Linked DNA regions of Homo sapiens: region 2 is linked to region 1. A link is a loop called in an ENCODE intact Hi-C map of the cell type or tissue named here. Cell type or tissue: heart right ventricle. All regions are shown on one strand.

Region 1 (8,000 bases):
ACCCAGTGAAGACACCGGATATCTCTGTGCCTCAGTTTCCTCATATGTAAAATGGAAATAACAGTTGCTATTTCATAGGGTTGTTGTTAGAATTAATGAGTTATACATAAAGTGCTTAGAATTCTTCCTCCATATGGTCAACACTGTGTCAATACTGGCAGACATTATGTGACAATTCTTTTTTTTTTTAAGACAGAGTCTCACTCTGTCACCCAGGCTGGAGTACAGTGGCACGATCTCAGCTCACTGCAACCTCCGCCTCCTGGGTTCAAGCAATTCTTCTGCCTCAGCCTCCTGAGTAGCTGGAATTACAGGCGAGTGCCACCACGCCCAGCTAATTCTTGTATTTTTAGTAGAGACGGGGTTTCATCATGTTGGCCAGGCTGGTGTCGAACACCTGACCTCGTGATCCGCCTGCCTGGGCCTCCCAAAGTCCTGGGATTACAGGCGTGAGCCACCGCGCCCGGCCTATGTGACAATTCTTTCACTTGCTTTTACTTGGAGGTTAATTTGAACCTGTTGGAAAAAAGGCTTGGACACTCCATCCACAGCCAGAGCTTGATTAGGACAGGACAAGAGAACCATGAGCTACTCAGGAGAACCCTAGAGCACCCCATTTCCCAGTTTGAGGAGGAAACAGATGGCCCCTCACGCCCCCTCCTCCAACCCTCCTGTCCTTTCTCTCACCGATTGAACACCTTGAAGACAATAGCTATTTGGTCATCCACCCGGAGCACCCCAATCTTGCAGAGACAGCAGAGGAAAGCAGCGAAGGCTGCCTCATGCCCTGGAGGAGAAAAACAACCAGCGTTGACAGTAGTCCAGGTAAAGGACTGGGATTGTTTTAGTCTCCCAGAATCCGAATCATTGATAAGTGCCCCTCTGAGGAGGGTGGTCAACATGGAGACAATGAGACCTCTTCCCCATTCAGAAAGACTTGCTAGGCCCTTTCCTTTCAAGAACTATAATACCAGTACTGGCCGTGCATGGTGGCTCATGCCTGTAATCCCAGCACTTCAGGAGGCTGAGGCAGGCAGCTTGCTTGAGCTCAGGAGTTTGAGATCAGCCTGGCCAACATGGCAAAACCCTGTCTCTACAAAAAATACAAAAATTAGCCAGACATGGTGGCATGTGCCTGTGGTCCCAACTACTCAGGAGGCTGAGATGGAGGATCTCCTGAGCCCAGGAGGTTGAGGCTGCAGTGAGCCATGATAAGGCCACTGCACTCCAGCCTGGGTGACAAAGTGAGACTGTCTCAAAAAAAAAAAAAAAAAAAAAAAAAAAAGAACTACCAGTACTATAATTCCACTCGTAAAAGACCCGGGCTGGACATTTACATTTCATTACGTAGGTTTAACTCACTCAGCAATTCCACCATATTTACTGAGCACCTACTATGTAAGCAGTCACTGTCCATGTTACGCACTAGGAGACAGTGACAAGTAAGTCCTTGCCCTCAGAAAGTTTATGATCTATCAGGGACAACAGACATTATAAATATACAGTCACTACTATGATTCCAGCTCTGAAGGAGAAAGACAGGGTACTAACTGGAGGATATCACAGAAGGACCCTGACGTAAGGGTTCAAGGTTTCCCCTAAGGAAGTAACATCTAATCTGAAATCTGAAAGATGTGAGCTGGCAAGGCAAAGGGAGTGAGGGAAGCAAGAAATGCATTCTAGCCAGAAGGAATAGCATGTGCACAGGCCTTGAGGCAAGAAAAAGTTTGATCTGTTTGAGGAACACTAAGGAGGCCAGTATGTCGAAGGCAGTGAGAGCAAGGGAGAACGTGTAATGACAGGAGGCTACAGGTCACATGGGCCTTTTGGCCATAGGAAAGAGCTCAGACTTTACCCTAAGAGCAATAGGGAGCCACTGCAGGCTTCTAAGCAGGGAACACATGATCAGATTACAGGGTGAAAAAGTATCCTCCTTCCTTTCCCAGTCATATCAAACAGGAATGGTCTGCACTGTAGGAACAACTCACTGGACTGTGATTGAATCCCATTGTTCACAATGTCACACAAAACCTATCTGGAGGGAGGTGAGAAGAGAATGTGTCAGAGAATACTTCTGTCCTGTCTCTGGAGGACGAAGACCCCTCCAGGGCCTGGAAGCTTGTGAGCTCAGTTTCCTTCCCCTGCCACAGTTTCCAATTATGACCAGACAGGGCCCAGGCTCCCATTGTTCAGGGGTTCACATGCAGCTGGGGCACCAACCCCTGCTGACCTGGCCAGTCTTCCCTCTTTGATCTTTTCCTGCTGGTCTTAGTCAAAGCCCCACCCGGTCCAAGAGGGCCCTTCTCCAGGGCCTGCCTCTGTGGCTGGGGCTCCCTCCTGTGGATCACATTCCCCAGACAAGGGGAGGGCTGAGCGGTGCCCCATCTGCCTGCCTCAGGGAAGGAAGGCGGGCCCTCACCAAAGCAGAGGTCCTCCTTAGCTGCACAGGCCAGGCCCTGACCTAGAGAACGCCTCCCTTCTCTATTTTTGAGAGATGGGGTCTCAGCATGGTGGCTCGACAGGCCGTGCCCTGACACAGAGAATGCCTCCCTTCTATATTTTTGAGAGATGGGGTCTCAGCATGGTGGCTCCACAGGCCATGCCCTGACCTAGAGAACACCTCCCTTTTATATTTTTGAGAGATGGGGTCTCAGCATGGTGGCTTGCACCTGTAATCTGAGCACTTTGGGAGGCTGAGGTGGGAGAACAGCTTGAGCTCAGGAGTTCAAGACCAGCCCAGGCAACATGGCAAAACCCCATCTCTACAAAAAATACAAAACAATCAGCTGGGCGCAGTGGCTCACGCCTGTAATCCCAGTCCCAGCACTTTGGGAGGCCAAGGTGGGTGGAGAAGTGACCTCACCAGAGGTCAGGAGTTCGAGACCAGCCTGGCCAACATGGTGAAACCCTGTCTCTACCAAAAACACTAAAATTAGCCAGGTATGGTGGTGTGTGCCTATAGTCCCAGCAGAATAATCGCTTGAACCCAGGAGGTGGAGGTTGCAGTGAGCCAAGATCATGCCACTGCACTCCAGCCTGGGCAACAGAGTGAGACTCTGTCTCAAATAAATAAATAAATTGCCAGGCTGGTGGTGCACACCTGTAGTCCCAGGTACTGGGGAGTGGGGAGATGCAGAGGTGAGAGGATCACTTGGGCCCGGGAGGTCAAGGCTGCAGTGGGCCAAGATCACATCACTGCACTGCAGCCCGGGTGACAAAGCAAGACCCTGTCTCAAAAAAATAAATATATAAATAAAAATAACTTAAAATAAATTTTTAAAAAAGAGATGGAGTCTTGCTACGTTGCCTAGGCTGGTCTTAAACTCCTGAGCTCAGGCAATCCTCCCCCTCAGCCTCCAAAAGTGCTAGGATTACAGGCACGCACCACTGCACCTGTCTACACTTCCCTTTTAAAGTGTCCACACACTCCCTCTCCTCAAAGTCCAGGTCCCTTGGCTTACATGGACCACAGATCCAAACAGCCCAATAGCACAGAGAATGTGGCTAAGAGACAAGGGGTTCAAGGGAGAGGGTGTGCCACGACACTGCAAAGGCCACCAAGAAGCGTTCCCATTTCTCAAAGCTTCAGTAAGCTGCTGCCTTGACACACAGTAAGTGCTCAATTAATAATTATTTTGGTGATGATGAGGAGCTCAGAGACCATTTTCACAAGAACAGAAAGCAGCGCTGCGCAAGCACCATGCACGGGGCATCAGCTCCCCCTGGTGGACCACAGCAGAGCTGCAGCATCCGGGCCTCCCTGCATGCCTACGCCCTCCCTGCCGGTGAAGCCACCCTAACCCCAGCTGGCCCCAATAGGTTGCAGGTGCTTGGCGAATTCTTGATTGCTCTCACTTGCTCAGAGGGCCCAGAGACCACCTGAAGCCCAAAACAGAAAGCAGTGAAGCTAGATAAGTACAGAGCCCCACAAGCAGCAGATACCTGTGCCGTAGTCAATGCGCGTGGAGTTCCCCACTGACTCCTTTAGGTAAACAGCCACCTCAGGCACAGCAGCTGCCAGATGGGTAGGGACCACTGTGGCCACCAAGTTTTCTGCTTCCTGGTAACACAAGAGACACAAAGTGGTGGCAGCATATTAAGCAGCATCCCAGTGGGCAGGTGCCCAGGGGCAGCACCTGACTGGGGGCCCACACTGCCTTGCCAGGCCAGCTTGGTTCCTGTTCTGACAGGCCACAGAAGGAAGGGGAGGGACAGCATTTATTCTTCCACAGCAGAAGACTACCCAGGCGACTTATCATCAACTGATTTTTCCAGGGCACAGGAGTCTAGGGGCAAAACAGGAGGAATCTGGAAAAAAGCCTCAACCCTCCCATGTGGTAACTCACTGGAGCCCCACAGAGACTCTGGAAGGTCAGTGCTATGATTCCCACACAGGCCACCTTCCTTCACACTCTCAGGTCAGCAAGAGCTGGTGTCATGTGCCATCAAAAGACGTGCAGAAGAATGTTCACAACAGCACTGTTTAGAGTAGCCAAAAGGTGGAAATGCAATGGAAATGTCCATCAACAGTGAAATGAATAAATTGTGGTATATTCATACAATAGAATACTACACAGCAAAGAAAAAGACCTATAGCTAGACATGAAAACATGGATGAATCTCAGACATGACATTGAGCAAAAGAAGCCAGAGAGTTATACGAAGTTCAGAAACATGGAAAAAAATCAATTTATGGAATAGAAATCAGAATAATCTGGGCGATATCAATTGGGAAGGGGAGCACTCCAGCTAGAATGTTCTATTGCTTGACATGAGTGGTGAATCCATGGGTAAAAAACTTGGCATGAGTGGTGAGTCCATGAGTAAAAACATGTAAAAATCCATCAAGCTGTAAAGCTATGATTTGTCAGCTTTAAGATATAACTTAAGGCTGGGAGCAGTGGCTCACACCTGTAATTCCAACACTTTAGGAGGCCAAGGTGGGCGGATCACCTGAGGCCAGGATTTCGAGATCAGCCTGGCCAACATGATGAAACCCCGTCTCTACTAAAAACACAAAAATTAGCCAAGCATGGTGGCGCATGCTGTAGTCCCAGCAACTTGGGAGGCTGAGGCAGGACGATTGCTTGAGCCCAGGAGGTCAAGGCTGCAGGGAGCTGAGATCATGCCACTGCACTCCAGCCTGAACAACAGGAAAAAAAAAAAAAAAAGATCATGTACCATCTTAAGAGTCCAGAGGCAGGCCCGGGCGTCTCTTGGGAACAGCACTTCACTGGGTCCTGAGTCCTCCCCTCTGCTCTATGTGAAAATATTGGGCCAGAGCAATTAGGACCCAAATTTCCTTAAGCTCAGTTGTAGACAACTGGCATGAGCCATCTCCTGGAAAGCTAGTAAAAATCCAGGTTCCCAGTCCCTACCCAGACCTGTAGACTCTGCTTTTCTAGACAGGGTCTGAGATCCTGCATTTTTATTTTTGTTTGCTTTGAATAGGTAACACCTTCGTAAGATTCAAAAATAAAAACATCAGTAGAGGATCAGTTCAATAGACTAGTCCATCCACACCATGGAGTATGCAGCTAGCATTCCAAGTGGGTGTGCAATGGCTCCATCATAGCTCACTGCAGCCTCAAACTCCAGAGCTCAAGTCATTCTCCTGCTTCAGCCACCCAAGCAGCTGGGACCAAAGGTGTGCACCACCATTTCTTATTTTTTGCAGTAACGGGGTCTTGCTATGTTGCCCAACCTACTCACAAACTCCTGGGCTCAAGTGATCCTCCCGCCTTAACCTCCCCGAATTCTGAGATTACATGTATGAGCCACCGTGCCCAGCTATGAAAAAAATTCCTTTTTGGGGCCGAGCGTGGTGGCTCACACCTGTAATCCCAGCACTTTGGGAGGCCGAGATGGGCGGATCACAAGGTCAGGAGATCAAGACCATCCTGGCTAACACGGTGAAACCCCGTCTCTACGAAAAATACAAAAAATTAGCCGGGCGTGGTGGTGGGTGCCTGTAGTCCCAGCTACTCGGAAGGCTGAGGCAGGAGAATGGCGTGAACCCAGGAGGTGGAGCTTGCAGTGAGCCAAGACTGCGCCACTGCACTCCAGCCTGGGCAACACAGCGAGACTCCGTCTAAAAAAAAAAAAAGATAAAATAAAAAATAAAAAAAATTCCTTTTTATAGCTGCACAGTACTCCATGATATTGATGGACTAATTTATTTAAATAATCCCCTACAGATGGATACTTGGAACATTTCCAGTTTGCTGTAATACAGTGACTTAATAAACAGCCTTGTAGTGCAGAGGGCCGTATGTGCACAGTCGTGTTTCCCAGAAGATGACCAAGCAGAGTATAAACTCATTTGTAATTTTGCTAAGTGAAATTGACATTTTAACAAACTGAGATTTGTATATGCCTAGAAGCGCTATACAATGCAGGCCCTTCCCCAACTGGTGCCAGAACCACCCTCACTGCCAGCCCAGTCCCTGGCCTGTCCTGTGGCAGCCTCACCTCATCAAGTTTGGCATACCAGGTCCTGTATGCCTTATTCCCAAACCGAGAGGGCTGGTCCACTGGAGGAGTCTCATCAATCCACCTGTCCAGCGTGTTGAGAAGAGCGACTAGTTTCTCAATGGCCTGTGGAGGCAAAATAGAGGGGTCCAAGCTACAGAGCAAGTGGCTCCCGCTTAGCCACAGAGGGAAGTCCACTGCTGCCAGACAATGACCCCTTGGCATGGCCCCTACTGGGAACTCTCCCCCATCCCTCTTTCTTCCCCACTGTTCTGAATATGAAGGAGGGTCAGGAGAGCATGATAGGCTTTCCAGAGAGGGAAGCACACTAGGCTGATGGGACAGGGACGGGGTGGCTTTAGCACCTGGTTTCTGTAGGCAGCCTACCCATGGGCTGCTGCTATAGAGAAGCTAACTCCAGCCCTGACATCTTTTTAAAAAGACTTTATGGAAGCCTTTTGTTCAGTATGCAATACCTACTCATCATAAAAAATAGAAATATAAACAGAAGAAAATGAAAATGACCAGTAATCCTGCCACCCAGAAATACACTAAACTTTTTTTTTTTTTTTTTGAGACAGAGTTTCGCTCTTGTTGCCCAGGCTGGAGTGCAGTGGTGCAATCTCGGCTCACTGCAACCTTTGCCTCCCAGGTTCAAGCGATTCTCCTGCCTCAGCCTCCCAAGTAGCTGGGACTAAAGGCGCACACCACCACGCCCAGCTAATTTTTGTACTTCTAGTAGAGATGGGGTTTCTCCATGTTAGTCAGGCTGGTCTCAAACTCCCGACCTCAAGTGATGCACCTGCATCGGCCTCCCAAAGTTCTGGGATTACAAGCGTGAGCCACCGTGCCTGGCCTACACTAAACATTTTAACATACCCTTCTGTGTTATCTTCTCATAGTGTTTTACATGGTTTAGCATGGTGGGCCTGGATTCAAACCCCAGCTAAAACACCATTTAGCTGCTGTGAGACCTTGAGCAAGTGACTAACTCTGAGCCTCTCAGTTTCTTCGTCTAAAAAATGGGGCTGATGATAAATACCTCCGAAGGTGCACAGTGCCCGGCGCGGGGTAATGGTATGCATTCATCGCAGGACACACTCTGCTTTGCAGCCTGCTCCTTTTCCTCATGAACCTCATTCCACATCTACATATAAACATAATCTTATGACAACTTTTACTAAGTGAATAACATTTCATCGTGCCACTGCATTATAATTAATTTAATTCCTCACTGTTAAATGTTTGGGTTATTTCCACCTGTTTCACTACCTATTTCATACACAATGCTATGGTAAATCAGCTTGCAACTCAATCTTTGTGGAAATGCCAGATCATCGTGTGCAATGCTTTGTAGGGTGGCAGAGTTTGAGAGCCCATCCCCCTACACCTTTCCCACAGAAGACAGGGACCAAGAAGTAGAATCGGAGTCAGAGGTGCGGGCAGCATTGGCACATAAAATGTTACTCAATGAAGAAATCGGGTGGCTGTCTATCCAACCCAAAGATCAGTTAGAAGGTGCTCCTTCC
Region 2 (8,000 bases), 650 kb before region 1:
CCCCTACACCCTTCATCATGTATCTCCTAAGATTAAGGAGAGCTCTTCCAAAACCACAATACCCATACCGTCTTGCTTTGCTTTTCATTTCTTTTTCGAGATGGGATCTCATTCTGTCACCCAGACTGGAGTGCAGTGGCGCAATCTCAGCTCACTGCAACCTCCGCCTCCCAGGTTCAAACAATTCTCCTGCCTCAGCCTCTCGAGTAGCTGGGATTACAGGCACCTGCCACCATGCCTAGCTAATTTTTGTATTTTTAGTAGAGACAGGGTTTCGCCATGTTGGCCAGGCTGGTCTCCAACTCCTGACTTCAGGTAATCCACGTGCCTAGGCCTCCCAAAGTGCTGGGATTACAGGCGTGAGCCACCACGCCCAACCTGTTTTGTTTTTTAAATTCAAGATCTAATCAAGGATTAAACCTTGCATTTCGTTGTCTTGGGAAGCCAGAACCCAGACTGAATTGAATCCAGGTTAATGAACATTGCTAGCCCATGTGAAAACTTGCACAGGCCAGGCGCCTGGGGAAAGTGCAGTGCACCCTGAATCTCATTTAATCCTCAGAACGTTCTGCTAGGTGCCACTGCCCACATTTTATGGAGAGAGGTGGTGTCCTCCAGGCTGGAGTGCAATGGTGCAATCTCAGCTCACTGCAACTTCTGCCTCCTGGGTTCGAGATTCTCACTCCTCAGCCTCCTGAGCAGCTGGGATTACAGGCATGGGCCACCACGCTCAGCCAATTTTTGTGTTTTTAGTAGAGATGGGATTTCGCCATATTGTCCAGGCTGGTCTCGAATTCCTGACCTCAGGTGATCCGCCCGCCTCAGCATCCCAAAGTGCTGGGATTACAGGCCACCGCGCCTGATCCTAAATAATCATTTTTAAAATCAATCAATCCTTCCTTCCTCCTTCCTCCCTCCCCTGCCTTCCTTCTTTCCTTTCTTTCTTTCTTCCTTCCTTTCTTTCTCTTTCTTTCTTTCTCTTTTCTTTCTTTCTTTCCTCTTTCTTTCTTCTTTCTTTCTCTTTCTTTCTGTCTTTTCCTTCCCTCCCTCCCTCCTTCCCTCCCTCCTCCTTCCCTTCTTTCCTTCCTCTCTCCCTCTTTCTTTCTTTCTTCTTTCTCTGTCTTTTCCTTCCCTCCCTCCCTCCTTCTCTCTCTTTTTCCTTTCTTTCTTTCTTTCTTTCTTTCTTTCTGTCTGTCTCTTTTCCTTCCCTCTCTCCTTCCCTTCTTTCCTTCCTTCCTTTCTTTCTTCCTTCCTTCTTTCCTTCCTCTCTCCCTCTCTCTCTCTTTTTTCTTTCTTTCTTCTTTCTTTTTCTTTCTTTGTCTTTTCCCTGGCGCCTGGTGGCAGGCGCCTGTAATCCCAGCTACTTGGGAGGCTGAAGCAGGCGAACTGCTTGAACCCAGGAGGTGGAGGTTGCAGTGAGCTGAGATCGCACCACTGCACTCCAGCCGGGCGACAAGAGCAAAACTCCATCTCAATAAATAAATACATACATACATACATACATACATACATACATACATACATACATGTATACATACATACTATTGGAATCTAGCATGGAGGTTGCCACCCCCTTTTGCTGGTGTGGGGTGCAGTTCTGAGAGGCAGGGCAGACACCCATTGGGGCCTTTTGCTAAGGACCGAATTGTGTCCCCCTAGAATTTGTGCGTCAAACTCCAAATCCCCAATGTGATGGCGTTGGAGATTGGGGCCTTTCGGAGGTGATTAGGGTTTGATAAGGTCATGAGGGTGGGGCCCTCAAGATTGGATCAGTACCCTTATAAAAAGAGACACCAGGGAACTTCCTTCTACTCTCTCTCACCATGTAAGGACACAGTGAGAAGGCACCTGGATCTTGGACTTCCCAGTCTCCACAAACATAAGAAATAAATTCCTGTTGTTTAAGCACCCAATCTGTGGCATTTTATTTATTTATTTATTTATTTTAGAGCCAAGGTCTTGTTTTGTCACCTGGGCTGGAGTGCAGTGGTACCATCATGGCTCCCTGCAGCCTCAAACGGCTGGGCTCAGGGCATCCTCCTGCTTCAGCATCCCAAGTGGCTGGGACTACAGGTGCATGCCACCACGCTTAGCTATTTTTTTTTTTTTTTTAGAGATGGGGTCTTGCTATGTTGTCCAGGCTGGTCCTGAACTCCTGGGTTCAAGTGATCCTTCTGCCTCAGGCTTCCAAAGTGCTGAGATTACAGGTGTGAGTCATCACACCTGGCAATGGCATTTTATTATGGCAGCCTGAGCTGACTAAGGTAGACAGCAGGGAAAGAAGCTTCCATGCATTCCTCTTTGGGGAATCTGAACTTTCCAAGGCCTGCCTCCCTCCTCTGCAGGACGCTGGAACATGTTCAGTGATAGGTGGGCCTGAGGCTGTGCATCCCATGTCCCCAGAGCCTCTCTGTTGCTAGAAAATGTTCTTTCTTTCCTTGTGATTAAGGAGAAATCTGCCTTCCTGGGCCTCTCCACCCCTGGGGCCTGTCTCTACTACTCTACTATTTGGGTTTCTAGAACCCTCCCATCTCCTTTGGAGACATCCTCTTTCTTTTTTCTTTTCTTTTCTTTTTTTTTTTTTTGAGACAGATTCTTGCTCTGTCACCCAGGCTGGAGGGCAGTGGCACGATCTCAGCTCACTGCAACCTCCGCCTCCCAGGTTCAAGCGATTCTCCTGCCTCAGCCTCCCGAGTAGCTGGGATTGCAGGTGCCGGCCACCACGCCCAGCTAATTTTTTGTATTTTTAGTACAGATGGGGTTTCACCATGTTGGCCAAGCTGGTCTCGAACCTCTGACCTCATGTGATCCTCCCGCCTAGGCCTCCGAAAGTGCTGGGATTACAGGCGTGAGCCACCTCGCCCAGCCTCAGCCTTTCTCCTAATCATCACCTTGCCCTGGGCGGGTCCTAACTGCCGGGAGCCCCCAGCAAGCCTCATCTTAACAAGCCAGAACATAGCCCACATGAGGGGATGGGGGAGTGACTGGAAGTCACTGGGCCATGGTTGCAAAGGTGGCGAATGGCAGAGGAGCTGGGACACACCCACAGGGTGTCTGACCGTGATTTTAACTGCTCTTCCACGCCTCCGTGAATGAATGAATGAATGAACACATGTTCTACTACCAGACTTTGTTTTTCAGAAATATAGCAACCCTTTGGAAAAATCATAGGTCCTGTCACTAACAAGTTGAATTTAGTTATCAAGTCACTTTCTTGGTTAGAGAAGAGGAAAGGGGAGGAGGAGATGGGAAGAGGAGGAGGGAGGAGGGAGGATGAAGAAGCTCTGACGGGACCCAGTAGTGCAAGGCAGAGGGTGTCTCCGGAGGAAGCTTCCCTTCACTGTGGCAATTTCCTGAGGCTTGGTCTTGGCTTCTCGCAGCAAACAGGGTCTTCATCTGCCCAGCATCTGAACCCTAACCGCAGAGGGTTGAGAGACAGAGGAGGGGGCCCCCACAGGGCCTGTGGTTTGAGTGAGGAAAGCAATTGTGTAAAAGTGGAGAGCCTTTCCGCAGCCCAGGGCCAGTCCCTGCCTGAGTCATGCTAGAGAGAGAGGGAGGAGCAGGCAGGATCCTGGAGCTCCCTGGATTTCAAGCTGGCCGTGGCCTCCCGGGTGACGTCACTGCGGTCATTGCCTGATGAGCTCAGGCAGAGGCGCCTGGGGACGGGGTAAGTGGTGAGAGGGAGGGCCACGGCTGTCTTGGGTGAACCCCAGGCTCCAGTTGGAGACTCTGCTGTGGCAAGAGGTCCACCCCACCCCCGGGCGCCATCTGGGGACACTCCGGCATCCCATTCCAATGGCTGTTCTGCCAGGGCCTCACCCTGGCTCTTGGTCTTAGGACTGCTGTGTTTGCCTGCCTAGGTGTGCGGGTCAATCTGTGCAGAGCTGGGGAGCAAGTGATCACTGGGAGCAAAGACAGCTTTCAGCCTGGAGGGAGAAGCATTTCTTCCCGCTAGGATAATGGCCAATTCAGAGGCCCTAGACCATGCTGTCCCCAGAGCCTGGGTGCATTGCTGATGACGAGATCCCAGCCGGGGGTCAGGCCTCCCAGGACTGTCAAGCTGGGCTGCTTGAGTCCCTGGCTCCAGGGGTGGGGGTGGGGCTGAATGGCAAGGGAGAGAGCTGGTCCATTCCAGGCTCCAACCTCAGAACCCTCTGGGAGTAAGATTACCCAGCCCTGTGCTCGGGCTGAGCAATCAACTATAGCGCACACGCTCCTTTACTGTGGTTCCGAGATAGTTAATTGAAATCTGGATACTCTGGGTAAAGTCAGAACATCCAGCTGGGCCCAGCATGGGAGATCAGCTTGATGAGTCTCCCGCACCCTATTCTGGGCATCAGCAGAGTCAGTTCTCTGAAGAGTCTTTTTCATATATATCACATAGATAGAGAGATAGGCAGGTTGGTAGGTAGGTAGATAGGTCAATAGGTAGGTAGGTAGGTAGTTAGACATAGGTATCTATCTATCTATCTATCTATCTATCTATCTATCTATCTATCTATCTATCTATCTATCTTACTGTAGTTTAGCACAGACATTGGTTAAGTCATGTCACTCCTCTGAACCTCAATTTTCTCATCTCTAAAATGGGGATATTAGGCCGGGCGAGGTAGCTCATGCCTGTAATCCCAGCACTTTGGGAGGCCAAGGCAGGTGGATCACCTGAGGTCAGGAGTTCAAAACCAGCCTGGCAAACATGGTGAAACCCTGTCTCTACTAAAAAATACAAAAAAAATTAGCCAGGTGTGGTGGCACGCACCTGAAGTCCCAGCTACTCGGGAGGCTGAGGCAGGAGAATTGCTTGAGACTGGGAGCCAGAGGTTGCAGTGAGCCAAGATCACACCATTGCACTCCAGCCTGGGTGACAGAGCAAGACTCTGCCTCTAAAAAATATAAAATAAAATAAAATAAAATAGAGATAATAATAGACCCACCTCCTAGGATTGCTACATGAGGGCAATGAACTGATCTACATAAAGCACCAAGCATAGTGTCTGGCAGGTAAAGTTGGCCAGTAATGTCATCAACATTGTTATATAATAATAATTATTGTCATTAATTTTATTGCCCAACTGGCGTCCCAGCCTGAGCTGAAGCTCTGTCTCTTGGCCACCCTGTCCAGGAGGTATGAGCCTGTTTTCTTGGGCCAGATCTTCTGCTTGGCTTGAAGCCAAAGTGTGACTTCCCAACCTCTGCATGCAGCCCCCTCCCCAGGGTGCTGGTTGGTCTCTCCTCTCAGCTGCTGCTGCAATGTGCTTCACAGTGACAACACACCCACAGCTCCAGTGGCAGTTGATGCATCCTTGTGGCCAGAATCATGCCTGGCAGGACGCATGTGGCAAAGGGCTTGTCTGGGTCGGTGCTATGCTCTCTGTGCCAGGGAAAATCCAGCTCTTGGAGTGGGTGAGAGCAGGGAGGCCTTCATGGTGGTGGAGTTAGGGGATGGGAGAGACAGGGAAGCAATGAGGGGCTTGCACAGAAAATATCGTTTTACCCTAAGTACCCAGATGACAAATGAGACCCAAAATGACCTTTGGCAGGGGCCGTGGCTTCTGGGGACCCCAGCGTTTGACAGAGCAGGTGGCAGAGCCGCAGGACCCAGCTCTAGTGTGTGGCAGTTTGTTGGTTTCATTGCCGTTGCTGGGCCAGACGTGCACTGAGGACCCCGGGATAAAGGGGTTTACTGTGAGGATGCTGGGGCCCAAGACCTCGTGGGCACAGGACCCAGGTGAAGACCCCAGGGCCCGTGAAGAGCCGAAGTGGATTTCACTGTAGGGGCTTCTTGTCATCCCCAGGGGTACACATTCTTGTGGCCGCTCCTGCTGCTGGCAGCCGAGTCCTTGGCCACGAGCCCAGCCTCCTCTGGGGGGTGGGTCTCAGCCCAGGCCCACATCGGGCTGTTGATTTCATTGGCTGCTGGCTGGCCTCGCCATTGGCTGCTTGCAGCCAGGTGCTCACCCCTGCCCATCAGCTGTGGCCATGGTGGTGCCAGCAGGGAGAGGAGCATGTGACTTGCACGTGAGGAGTAGCCGAAGGCTTCTTCCCTAGGGGACATGTGTCTACCTCGGGGCGATGCGTCTACCTGTGGATGGGGAGGGACCCCTTATTGGGGCCCAGGCAGGTCCGCATTCTGGGCCTTGTCCAGTACACCCTCTGGTTTCCAACCAGCCAACCAGGCTCCTGGGGGACCCACCAACCCTCCCCTTTCTTCTCCGTACTTCTCTCCTCACCTGGTAGACACACATGTCTTCATTTTGGTTCTTACGTTGAGAGACAAACCCATCCTTCCCTCCCTTTCTTCCTTCCTCCCTCCCTCCCTCCCTCCCTCCCTTCCTTCTCTCTCCCCTTCCTTCCTTCCTTTCTTTCTTTCTTTCTTTCTTTCTTTCTTTCTTTCTTTCTTTGTTTCTTTCTTTCTTTCCTTCCTTCCTTCTTTCTTTCTTTCTTTGTTGGTTTCTTTCTTTCTTTGTTTCTTTCCTTCCTTCTTTGTTTGTTTGTTTCTTTGTTTCTTTCTTTCTTTCTTTTTTCTTCCTTTCTTTCTTTCTCTCTGTCTCTCTTTCTCTCTTTCTTTTCTTTCTTTCTTGCACCTAGGTTGGAGTGCAGTGGCATGATCATGGCTCACTGCAGCCTCGACCTCCCAGCCTCAAGTGATCCTCCCTCCTCAGCCTCCTAAGTAGCTAGGACCACAGACATACACCACCATGCCTGGCTATTTTTTTTTTTTTTAACTTTTTGTAGAGACAAGATCTCCCTGTATTGCCCAGGCTGGTCTCAGACTCCTAAGGCTCAAGTGATCCTCCTGCCTCGATCTCCCAAAGTGCTGAGATTACAGGCATGAGCCACTGCACCCAGCCTGAGACAATGCTTTCTCTACCAGTCTCTACCCCATTGCACTAATAGTCAGTGGAAGGCTGCAGACCTTCACACGTGAGTCCCTGGCCCTGGGCCTCAGGCAGGGTTTGCTGGGTGTATGTTTACCCAATAGTTGTGGGAAAGTGGGTGCTGACCTCACCGGGTGCGGAGGACAGGGTGTTAAGCGGCTCCCACAAAACACTCCCTCCTCCTCGGGCTATGTTGGCAGAAGCACATCTAACCCTGGCGACCCAAGGTCATGAGGGGGATGAGTTAACTTCCTTGTGTGTCCTAAGCGGCTGCTGTGTATTTGTTGACTGTCTCAGAGTAAATGTGGTTGGTTTACTCACTTTCTACCCCTTTTAGCTGGTGGGACTGGTTAAAAGCTTGTCCTCTGCATAAAAGCTTTGCCTCTGGGATTAGCCTGGCCTGGTTGAGTCTCAGTTGTTGAAATAACAACAGCAATACCAATAGCAGTGATAGCTTACATGTAACACCAGGTATGATTTCCTACCTGGACTATCTCAGTAATCCTAGGAGGAAGGTCTATTATCATGTCCATTTTAGAGAAGGAAGAAGTGAGGCTCAGTATGGTGCTCAGCTAGGAAGCAGTAGAGCCTGGTGGTAACCAGGCAGGGGCTCAGAGCTTCTCTCCTTCCTGCTCCTTAGCTGATGGGCCATCGTGGGCAGGTTACTTGGCCTCTCCAGGACTCGGATTCCCCTTGTCTGCAAATGGGTCAAGAAAGTTTAATGTGGCTGGGTGCGGTGGCTCACACCTGTAATCCCAGCACTTTGGGAGGCCGAGGTGGGTGGATCATGAGATCAAGAGATCGAGACCATCCTGGCCAACATGGTGAAACCCTGTCTCTACTAAAAATACAAAAATTAGCCAGGTGTGGTGGCGCACGCCTGTAGTCCCAGCTGCTTAGGAGGCTGAGGGAAGAGAATCACTTGAACCTGGGAGGCGGAGGTTGCAGTGAGCCAACATCATACCACTGCACTCCAGCATGGTGACAGAGCCAGACTCTGTCTAAAAAAAAAAAAGGTTTAATGTGGCAGGGTACGCTGATTCACGCCTGTAATCCCTGCACTTTGGGAGGCCAAGGTGGGTGGATCACTTGAGGTGAGAGTTCGAGACTAGCCTGGCCAGC

What was found. Peaks named below come from ENCODE experiments on the same cell type or tissue, not always from the same donor. Only the 100,000 strongest peaks of a DNase experiment are listed, where the experiment ranks them.
Region 2: a loop joins it to region 1, with 4 times the contacts of the local background. A loop is called at or near these places in 77 of 110 quality-filtered maps.

Annotation. Positions count from the first base shown.
Region 1 is chr9:129,127,582-129,135,581 of GRCh38, reverse strand. PTPA (protein phosphatase 2 phosphatase activator) reads right to left here. Exons shown (of 10, transcript NM_178000.3): 4 at 6,472-6,597; 5 at 3,943-4,060; 6 at 688-787. Among named protein-coding and RNA genes, the nearest start is that of PTPA, 20 kb to the right of the region's middle. RefSeq lists enhancers at 1,904-2,404, 3,498-4,052, 7,814-8,000 and a silencer at 3,605-3,806. In heart right ventricle, CTCF peaks have their summits at 3,521 and 3,723 (motif pointing left); a DNase peak (open chromatin) is centred at 3,731; H3K27ac peaks cover 348 bases.
Region 2 is chr9:129,772,886-129,780,885 of GRCh38, reverse strand. No RefSeq gene overlaps it. Among named protein-coding and RNA genes, the nearest start is that of PTGES, 24 kb to the right of the region's middle. RefSeq lists enhancers at 3,422-3,716, 3,347-3,862, 5,254-5,820. In heart right ventricle, no CTCF peak of the experiment used is centred here; DNase peaks (open chromatin) are centred at 3,605 and 6,966; H3K4me3 peaks cover 865 bases; H3K27ac peaks cover 1,239 bases.